Regions from separate parts of the Homo sapiens genome. Here region 2 is linked to region 1. Evidence: chromatin contacts called from ENCODE Hi-C or POLR2A ChIA-PET data. All regions are on one chromosome and are shown on one strand. The core of a region is the stretch at or near the end of the contact, and the rest is flanking DNA. Distances in the headings are between cores, read along the strand shown. Region 1 has its middle 17 kb from the start of ALOX15B. Region 2 holds the start of PER1 (period circadian regulator 1).

Region 1 (4,582 bases), core at 882-3,381:
TTCAAGCAATTCTCCTGCCTCAGCCTCCTGAGTAGCTGGGATTACAGACATGTGCCATCACGCCCGGCTAATTTTTATATTTTTAGTAGAGACGGGGTTTCTCCATGTTGGTCAGGCTGGTCTCCAACTCCCGACCTCAGGTGATCCGCCCACCTCGGCCTCCCAAAGTGCTGGGATTACAGGCATGAGCCACCGCACCCGGCCTTCCTGGCACTTTCATCAGTGAGAGCCTTCTGTGCTGCGTCTTGAAGGCGAGCAATGAAATCAGGATATGGTTCCTTTGAGCCTTGTCTAATAGAATTAAAAGACTGATAAGTAGTTCCCAGATCCTGAATTTTCTCCCATGCCCTCAAACAGCAATTGCGAATTTGTTCAATGGCATCATCTCGAAGTCCTGATGGTTGTTTACAGTTCCCCATTGACCCCCTATTCCTAGAAGTTGTTCAAATGTAATGGCAATAGCAGGATTAGCAGCACGGTTTTTTCGATCTTGATTTTGAGCCTCGTCGGTCCACCAAGTCTTAAACTGAAGAAATTGGGAGGGCGAAAGTGTAACTTTCGTTAAAATCTCCCAATCACACGGAGTCAATAGCTTATTCTGAGCCACAGATTGCAATAGCGATCGGATGAAAGGCGAATTGGGACCATACTGACCAACAGCTGCTTTAAGATCTTTGAGCAGCTTAAAAGAAAATGGTTCCCATACCGCTTGATGGGCTCCACCTTGCTGTCGTGGGGGTTGCAAAACTACTGCAAACTGCCAGGCATCAAGATCTCCGGCTAATCTAGCCTGCCGAATAGTAAACTGTAATGGCGATTCATTAACATTAGATGGCAGTGCAGCCTTATGTTGTACTGGTGCTACACCATGCGCTCGTGGTTCCTGAGGCCACAATTCATTCATTCGTGAAACAGGGCAAATTTGAGATTCAGACCTCCAAGGCTCCAAGCTACATTGCTTTATTGGAGGCGGCCACTCCGGATGATCCCAATGAGGAGCCGACTGCTCCTCAAGGCCCTTCTTTGTTTTAAACATCTTGGCATATATGGCTTCTCTATTTTAGGAGCAGCTGAAGGTCCCACGTGCTCCTCAAAAGAAATTAACTCATCTCCAGGTTTGTCTGTATTTTCCTCAAAATCTTCTTCACTATCCTCTCCTCCTTCAGCAGCATCACCACCTTCCTCTGCAGAAATTCTTTCTGCTGGAGGATAAGCCTCATTTTCCGATTGAAACGGTTCCGAGGCTGCTTTAACTATAGCCCAGTTTGACCAGGCTGTTAGGGGGATAAATTTTCCTTCCTTACAAACTTGTTTTAAGGCAATTCCCACCTGTTCCCAATCTTTGAAGTCCATGGTACCATGTTCAGGAAACCAAGGACGATATTGCTCTACTGTTGGAAACAGAGTAATCAAATTTTCTGTGCTAGCCTTAATTCCTGCCCTCTTTAAGAGGAGCTTAATAAAATGTAAATATGCAGAATGTTTACTTTTGGATTGTCCCATGGTGTCCCTGGAATGCTCCGAGTGCACAAGCTTACCGCAAGGCCGACCACACGTTCTCGGGAGTTCCTGGACAGACCGTTCTTCACAACGACCACGCTCAGGTGTAACTTCACCTGGGTTCAAGGAGACCGTGTTGGGTGCCAAAGATGTAGGGGAACCTGCCTGATACACCACCCGCAGGCTCTCCCCTTCCCGGTGGAGACGAGGGAATGAGAAAAGAAATAAAGACAAAGACACAAAGTTTAAGAGTTAACAAAAGTGGGTCCAAGGATCCATCGCAACGTGGAGATTGCAAAGGCCAGGAGCTCTGGGTTCCACTGATATTTATTGAGTACAGTTCCTTTGATCCTATAGGCTGAGGGTGGGCTGATGGTGAGGTGATCATTGGGTGAGCATAGGGAGAGGTGGCGGAGCCTGCTGTGTCGGTCATTAGCCAGTTAATACTATTTACTGTTCCACTACGTAAGCTAATACTCTATGTTTAACTTACAGATAATCATCAGAGTCCAACTAAGCGGCTAATAGAACAGAACAGGACGTGAAAGCAAACAGCCCTTCAAACCCACAGGCCTGTACATCAAAGGAGTGGTCAACGCCTGAGCACCGTCAGCAGAGCAGCTGCTTTGCCTCTGGGAACATGCGGGAGATAGGAGGCTTCCTCCTTAACCCTACTGCAGAGGACTTCTCCTCTTTTACCAGCAGCCTCCTGCAGTACCCTCCCGGGTAATGGAGCAGGGGTCGCTTCCCTTCCCATGAGACCTTTGTTCAGGCACTCAAGTGGAAGGTTGAGCAATAAGCCAACTTTCTTGCTCAGAGGCTCCGCAGACTTCCTGTGGTTGTTTGTTCCACTCTGTGGTCAGTCAAGCAAGCTCACCGCCTGATTCTCTTATTGTTGTACTAAGCACAAGCTATTATACTTATGATTCATAATCATATTAGTAAAGCACTATTCTAAAGCATATACTATTAATCTTTAAATGGGCACAGTGTAGGCTGGTCCTCAACCACCTGGGCCCACATCCAAGCCCCCTATTTCAACCCACACATCCCTCTCCATTTCTGCCACTTTTGTCTCTGTCCCAGGCTTCAGCACCTTCTTAGGTCAGTGGGGGATGCGGGTGGGGACAGAAGAGTCTGTTTCTCATTCCCTGGGGTAGTGAGCAAAGGCACCCCTGGGATGTCCAACATGGATGGGGGTGCGGTGAGGGGAAGGCGGGCACAAAGATAAAGAGGAGGCTGGAAGAGGACCTGGCAGAGAGAAGAAGGGATTGGGGTTCTAGGCACTGTTCTGGGGTGGCACAAGCAGCTCTCCCTCCACCCTGGGAGGGATTTCAAACAAATTAAAAACATGGTTCATACAAATTAGAATGTTCACAAGTCAAATATTTTATTCGACTCAGCCAGATGGTCATGCTGGTTTCAAGAACAATTGAGGAGCCGGGCACTTACAGGCAATTTAATAAAGGAATGTTAGGACACGATTGTTGGGTTAGATATGAAACTAGTCAACATTCTACAGAGCAATGAACTATAATCTCCAGTTTATTTGCTTTTAAAAAAAGGAACAAATCATTTACATGAACTTCACATAAATCGAGGCCTTTATTAATAACACACAGAAAAGTCAAACAGTGGTATGCCGTGCTAGAAAATAAAGCATCCCTCCCAGCACTTTGGGAGGCCGAGGTGGGAGGATCACTTGAGGTCAGGAGTTCGAGATCAGCCTGGTCAATATGGCGAAACCCCGTCTCCACTAAAAATACAAAAATTAGCCGGGTGTGGTGGTGGGTGCCTGTAATCCCAGCTATTTGGAAGGCTGAGGCAGGAGAATCTCTTGAACCCGGGACGCGGAGGTTGCAGTGAGCTGAGATGGCACCATTGCACTCCAGTCTGGGTGACACAGTGAGACTCTGTCTCAAAAACCAGAAACCACCCCCCCAAAAAAAAGAAAGAAGGAAAACCAAAAATTAAAGAAAAGAAAACATCTTTAAAAGGACAGGCAGTTGTCCTCTTGATTCTATTCATCAGTTTTGGATAATTTTTCTTAACAAGGCTGTTCCCTGTGAGTACCTCAAGCAATCAAATAGATCTCCTTTTCAGGGTTTCACCTCTCTCTCTTTCTCTCTCTCTCTCTCTCTTAGTTTAAGGCTCCCACTTCTTTACTCCTCAATGTGGCCCTGCTGTACAATCCCACTCTCCTTCTCAAGCAACAGCTAGGTGTGCATCCTTCTTTCCAGATCTTTCCTTGCCATTTCTATTGATTTACATACTTCACTTAAAAAAAAAACACACAAGGGGGCCCAGCGCGGTGGCTCACGCCTGTAGTCCCAGCACTTTGGGAGGCCGAGGCGGGCGGATCATGAGGTCAGGAGATCGAGACCATCCTGGCTAACACGGTGAAACCCTGTCTCTACTCAAAATAAAAAAGATTAGCCAGGCATGGTGGCGGGCGCCTGTAGTCCAAGCTACTAGGGAGGCTGAGGCAGGAGAATGGCATGAACCCGGGAGGCGGAGGTTGCAGTGAGTTGAGATCATGCCACATGGTGGCATGTCTCGCTGGGTGACAGAGCAAGACTCCGTCTCAAAAAACAAAAAACAAAAGGGATCATGTGCTTCTCATGGTGTGACTTGTTTTCTACCTATATTATATAACACTTCATCATTAATGCATTCAAGTGCCAACTTGACTGCATTGAGGAATACCGAGAGAACTGGTAAAGCATTATTTCTGGTTGTGTCTGTGAGGGTGTTTCCAGGGGAGATTGCTGTGAGTCAGTGGGCTGAGTGGGAAACATCCACCCTCAATGTGGCAGGCATCATCCAATCATTGTGGGTCCTGGTGGAACGAAAAAAGGGAGAAAAGGATTTCCTCCCTTTCTCTCTGTCCTGGAGCTGGGACACTCTCCTCCTCCTGCTCTTGGTGATCAGAACCCTGGCTCTCTGGCTTTGGGACTCCAGGACCCATACCAGTGGTCCTCTGACCAGTGGAAGTATTCTCAGGCCTTTGGTCTTGGACTGAGAATTACACCATTGGCATCCGTGGTTCCAAAGCCTTCAGACTTGGACTGAGCCATGCTGC
Region 2 (4,582 bases), core at 1,470-3,969, 96 kb before region 1:
TAATATAAAGTGCTTAGCATAATGCCTGGGTTATGGTGAGAGATTTATGTGAATGCTGTGGCTGGGAACTAGTCTCATATTCTCAAGTTTTTCTGCAAGTTTTGATGGCGTCCCATTTCTCTCTTCCTGGCTCTTTTGGTCTTCAGGCAGCAGTCCAAATTCCCTCATTCCTCCCTTCTAGCCCTCTCCCAGGATCCAGGCCCTAGACTGGGCCACTTGCTCTGTCCCAGTTTGATTTTTTCATCCTAGGCCCCTTCTCCTCCCTGTCCGCGCCCCTCTCCCTTTCCCCCCGCCCGCTGTCATAATAAGAGATTCAGGCTCTGAAGGGGCTTCTGGAAGGTAGCAAAGGTGCGTCGTGTTCTCTCCCAGAGACAGGACCTCCAACTTCTCCGCCCTGGGTCTTTGGTACCAGGCCAGCAGATGTGTACAGTTTGGGAGAGAGGAAAAGCCAGAGCTGCAGGAACAAGCTGAGGAGCGGGCAGATGGGAGTCCTGAAAAGAGAGCCAGGCGTGGTGGGGGGAGGTGTGGGGAGGGGGCCCCCTTCCTACTAATCCTCTCTCCAGGAATCCCTGGCTTTGGGACAGGACGGCTGTCGTTTTGTTGGGGGAGGCGCCCAGGCTGGGTGCATGTCCTGGGCCACCAGCCAAGAGAACATGATGTTCCCAAGTGCGCTGGCCGCCGCCCTCTCGGGCTGGCCGCCTCCCAAACCGCTGCCTCTCCAGTCTCTCCAGCCTCCCTGCCCCACATTCCGAGGCAGCTTCGCCCCGCCCCCTTCTTCCGCTTTGACGTCACTGCTGTCTCCCGCCCCCTCGCCTCCATTGACGGCAGCAGGGCCTGGTTACTGTGGGGACGGTGAAGCAGGACAACAAGAGTCTTGGGAGCAAGCGGGGGCTGCTGGAGGGCTGGAGCCTTTTGTCTATGCAAAAGACAGGGAGATGGAGGCGGGAGATCAAGGACTGCCTGGGTTAGGGGAGATCACACCTAAATCCCTGAAGGGGGAGAAAAACCATGTTTCCAGGGAAGAGGTATCTGCAAACGAGATAAGGCCAAAGCCACAGTATGAGTTGGGGTGGAGAGGATCATTTTCAGGGAGAGGAGACTGAGAATCCAAGCTCCTGAATCTTTTTTTTTTTTTTTAATAGAGACGGGGTTTCTCCATGTTGGTCAGGCTGGTCTCGAACTCGCTACCTCAGGTGATCCGCCTGCCTGGGCCTCCCAAAGTGCTGGGATTACAGGCCACCGCGCCCGGCCTCCAGGCTCCTGAATCTTTTGTTTTCCTGTTTCGATTTTTCTGGGTTAATTTATAACACGATCTTGTCTCAGCTTTTCCACAGAGCCCTCCCCTTCACCCTTCCCTCATTGTTCAGGAAAGCTTAGGCCACGTGACAGTGAGGGGAGTGCCCCCACAATGATTATGTCAGCAGCTGCTTGGAGGCCTGTTCATCTACTACCCACGTTTCCAGGGAGCCCTGCGAGGAACTACTCATCACGGTCCTGGATGGAGGGGGCTGTGTAACTGCAGCTCTCCTGAGCCCAGACTAACATTTTATTGCCTGCAAATCGTGCCCCTGTTCTCTTTCTAGGACTACTCATCTCTTTTAGAGAATCAGAATTCCCAGCCCCCTTTCTCCTGTTGACACTCTTTTCCCACCTCCCCAACCTATCCTTGTTTAAAAAAAAAAAAATCATGTTTATCGATCACTTGCCATGTGTCAGGTCCTGTCCTGGGCTCTGGAGACTACAGTGAATGAGACAGATGACGTTCCGTCTGGGCCCCTGGAGTTTGGCTTTCTCTTTTCCAAGCAGTGGAAATATGAAGCCCTTGCCACCCCACATTTCTCTGTCTAGGGCCCCAGCTGGCCTCTTCTCTGGGCCATCCCCTTGGTCCCTCTGTAGTCCTGGCTTCCTGGCCCCCACTTTTGGGGCAGCTTTAACTGTGGGTGGCTGCGTCCTCTGGAGGAAAGTACTAGACACCACGTAGGCTGCCCGGAGACCTTGTCTCTGAGTGGCCATAGAAGCACCTGCCATTGTTTCCCTTCACAGCCACTATTGGCTCTGGTTGCCCCTTCCATTGTCCGCATCCTTCCTCCACCCACTCACCCACCGGTCACACGTGGACCCTTAACTGTCCTCTCCCAGGATTTGAAGTGTCAGAGGAAGTGCTTCGGTTAAAGGGCTTCATTATGTAGAACGAAGGTTGGGAGGGAACAAGGTTGGGAAAGGAACCCAGGAGAGGCCCAGGCAGGTTTCTGTCTCTCCCCTCCTCTCAAGGACCACCCATCTCATCCAGCGTGGCCTAACTTGCAGCGCCATTCCTTTTCCTCACCCTTGGAAAGGCGAAGATGCCAAGATGTTGTGTTCTGCAAGGCTAGTGCGTTCAGGAAGTAGACAAGTCTTGAGCACCTACCCCGGGCCGGGCTTTTTCCCTAAAGAGGCGCAGCGTATCTCCCTCTCTCCTCCCTTCCATTATTCAATGTGCAAGCGTCCTGCGCCCATTGGCTGGGCGGTGTCTGGGGCTCTTCAGCCCAGCACCAGCACCCAGGTCCACGTGCGCCCGTGTGTGTGACACAGCCCTGACCTTAGTGGAGACCACTAGCCAATCAGGCGCCGGGAAGAGATCCCCAGCCAATCGGGGGCGGGGCCTGCGGCTCCGTCGGCAAGAGGCCAATGAGGGGGCAGTGCCCGGCATTATGCAACCCGCCTCCCCGCCCGCCCGGTGGAGCTTCCACTCGGCTGCGGGCTGGAGCGGCGGCGGGCAGGCGTGCGGAGGACACTCCTGCGACCAGGTAGGCATCTCTGCGGCCATCCTGGGGCCGATCTCCGTCCCTGAGCCGGACCGCTGCCACTTCCAATCTGATGGGCTACTTTCGGCCCAGGCAGAGGGCACACTGTCGTCCTTACCGCTACCCACCCTCTCCCTGCCCCCAAGGACCGAAGTCCTCCTCGAAATCTTGCACCGGGAGTCTGCACTCCTGACCCACTCATCTTACCTCCAGCTTGTCCCCACCTCCCCGTCCCAGCTTTCCCGGCCCCACAGCCGACTCTCAGCGGGCATGCCCCGGTCTTCTTGCTCGTTACTCGAGGGGCCCCAGGTTTGCCCCGGTACCAGGACCCTATTAGGCTTTCAGCGCTCCCCGTGTCTCTGTTCTCCAGTCCCTGGCCCTGCGCCGCCTGTGATGTCAGCCCACTTCGGACTAGAACATCCCGTTCCCAGCGCTGGTTCCTGCTGTTGGCCACAACCTTCCCTTTTCCCCTGGCGCTCAGAAAATGCTCAGTAGTAGGGGTGTGGTTGGACGGGGAGTAGGGGAAGAAAGATCTGTTGGCTGTTGTGTGTCTTCTGCCCAAGGCTTGGGGTTGGTGGGGGGGTCTGGCCAGAAAAGTAGGGGACTGAAGAGAGAGGATCCTCGGGTCCTTGACGATGGCAGGTTGCCGGCTTCGGTCCTTGTGGTGGGGAAGCAGCGCAGGGGCTAAAGAAGGAAAGGTTGTGTTGTCTTGACCAGAATGACTGGGATCCAGGCGAGAGTCAGGTTGAGGGGCTTTTGCGCCGAGGGCAGTGGCCGTTGTGCTTCGTCCTGGGGAAGCCAGGACCAACCCTGGGATCCTAATAGGCCGTCCCACTTCTTACGGCCACCGAGCCATCCTGGGACTGGGGATATGTAAGGGATGCGTGACCCCCCCGGCCGCGCCCACCAGTGTGAGAGTGGGCCGTTCCCCCACTTCCGCCGGGAAATGGGGGAGGGGTCGCTCCTCCCGCCCTCCTGTGGTCCCTCCAGCAACCGCTGAGCTCAGCAGCTGACGTCGGTTTCCCTGGCGACCGTGGCGGCGGCGGAAGCGCGTGGTGGGGCCGCGCACGTCGGCGCGCATGTGCAGCGGGGGTGGCACCGCCCCCGGATAAAATTAGCCTGGAGGCCTAAATATAGGAGGCGACCAGCTCACCTCCTGCTCCGAGGCCTTGGAGGCCCAGGCAGAGTGGACACCTAATGGGAACTTGGGAATGGGAAGTGTCCAGGTTTTTGTCTACAGCCGTGGTTCTCATTGACTGCTCAGGCCATGGTGGCAGGGGATGTGAAGGAAGGCCCCGGAGAACCTTCTCCCGCTGGCAGTCCCCCTAAGGGTACAGGAGACATCCTGACTCCCCATTGGAAGCCCCAGGCCTGGGTTCCACTCCCATCAGTCCTGCAGGAGGCCAGGCAGGGGGAAGGTCTGAGTGAAGCCAGCAGGTGCTCTGGAGTTAAACCAGCTTTCTGCAAGCCCTGCTTCCTGGTCTCCCTCTCCAGGTACTGGCTGTGATCGAACTTCTCAACCCTCAGAGACTTAGATCTTCCACCTCACTCCCTCAGCCAAGCCTCCAGGCCCCCTCGTGCATCCGTGGTGGCCTCTCTGCCTTCTCTGTTCTGTTCTCCCCATGGCCCAGACATGAGTGGCCCCCTAGAAGGGGCTGATGGGGGAGGGGACCCCAGGCCTGGGGAATCATTTTGTCCTGGGGGCGTCCCATCCCCTGGGCCCCCACAGCACCGGCCTTGCCCAGGCCCCAGCCTGGCCGATGACACCGATGCCAACAGCAATGGTTCAAGTGGCAATG

What was found. A loop is a pair of places that touch in the nucleus more often than their neighbours do. ChIA-PET counts read pairs that join two places held with the same protein, here RNA polymerase II (POLR2A). Pooled maps may share reads with other maps.
Region 2: a loop to region 1 is called in a pooled map, with 2.0 times the contacts of the local background. The contact joins the promoter of PER1 here to the enhancer-like site in region 1. A Hi-C loop is called at or near these places in 3 of 168 maps with a recorded cell type or tissue (GM12878, chondrocyte and mammary epithelial cell), 7 of 37 single-sample maps with no recorded cell type and 14 of 50 pooled maps. POLR2A ChIA-PET finds 5 or more read pairs at or near these places in 7 of 52 experiments (BJ, HEK293T, MCF 10A and 3 more).

The regions. Positions count from the first base shown.
Region 1 is chr17:8,054,105-8,058,686 of GRCh38, reverse strand. No RefSeq gene overlaps it. Among named protein-coding and RNA genes, the nearest start is that of ALOX15B, 17 kb to the right of the region's middle. RefSeq lists enhancers at 940-1,009, 493-1,010. Within about 2 kb of position 2,131, at least 12 of the 41 ENCODE cell types and tissues checked have a DNase peak (open chromatin) inside an H3K27ac peak, as active enhancers do.
Region 2 is chr17:8,150,541-8,155,122 of GRCh38, reverse strand. It overlaps PER1 (period circadian regulator 1), which reads left to right and starts at 2,719. Exons shown (of 23, transcript NM_002616.3): 1 at 2,719-2,786; 2 at 4,278-4,582. The coding sequence starts at 4,417. RefSeq lists enhancers at 675-814, 66-846, 2,478-2,772, 3,986-4,095, 4,565-4,582 and a silencer at 3,726-3,825.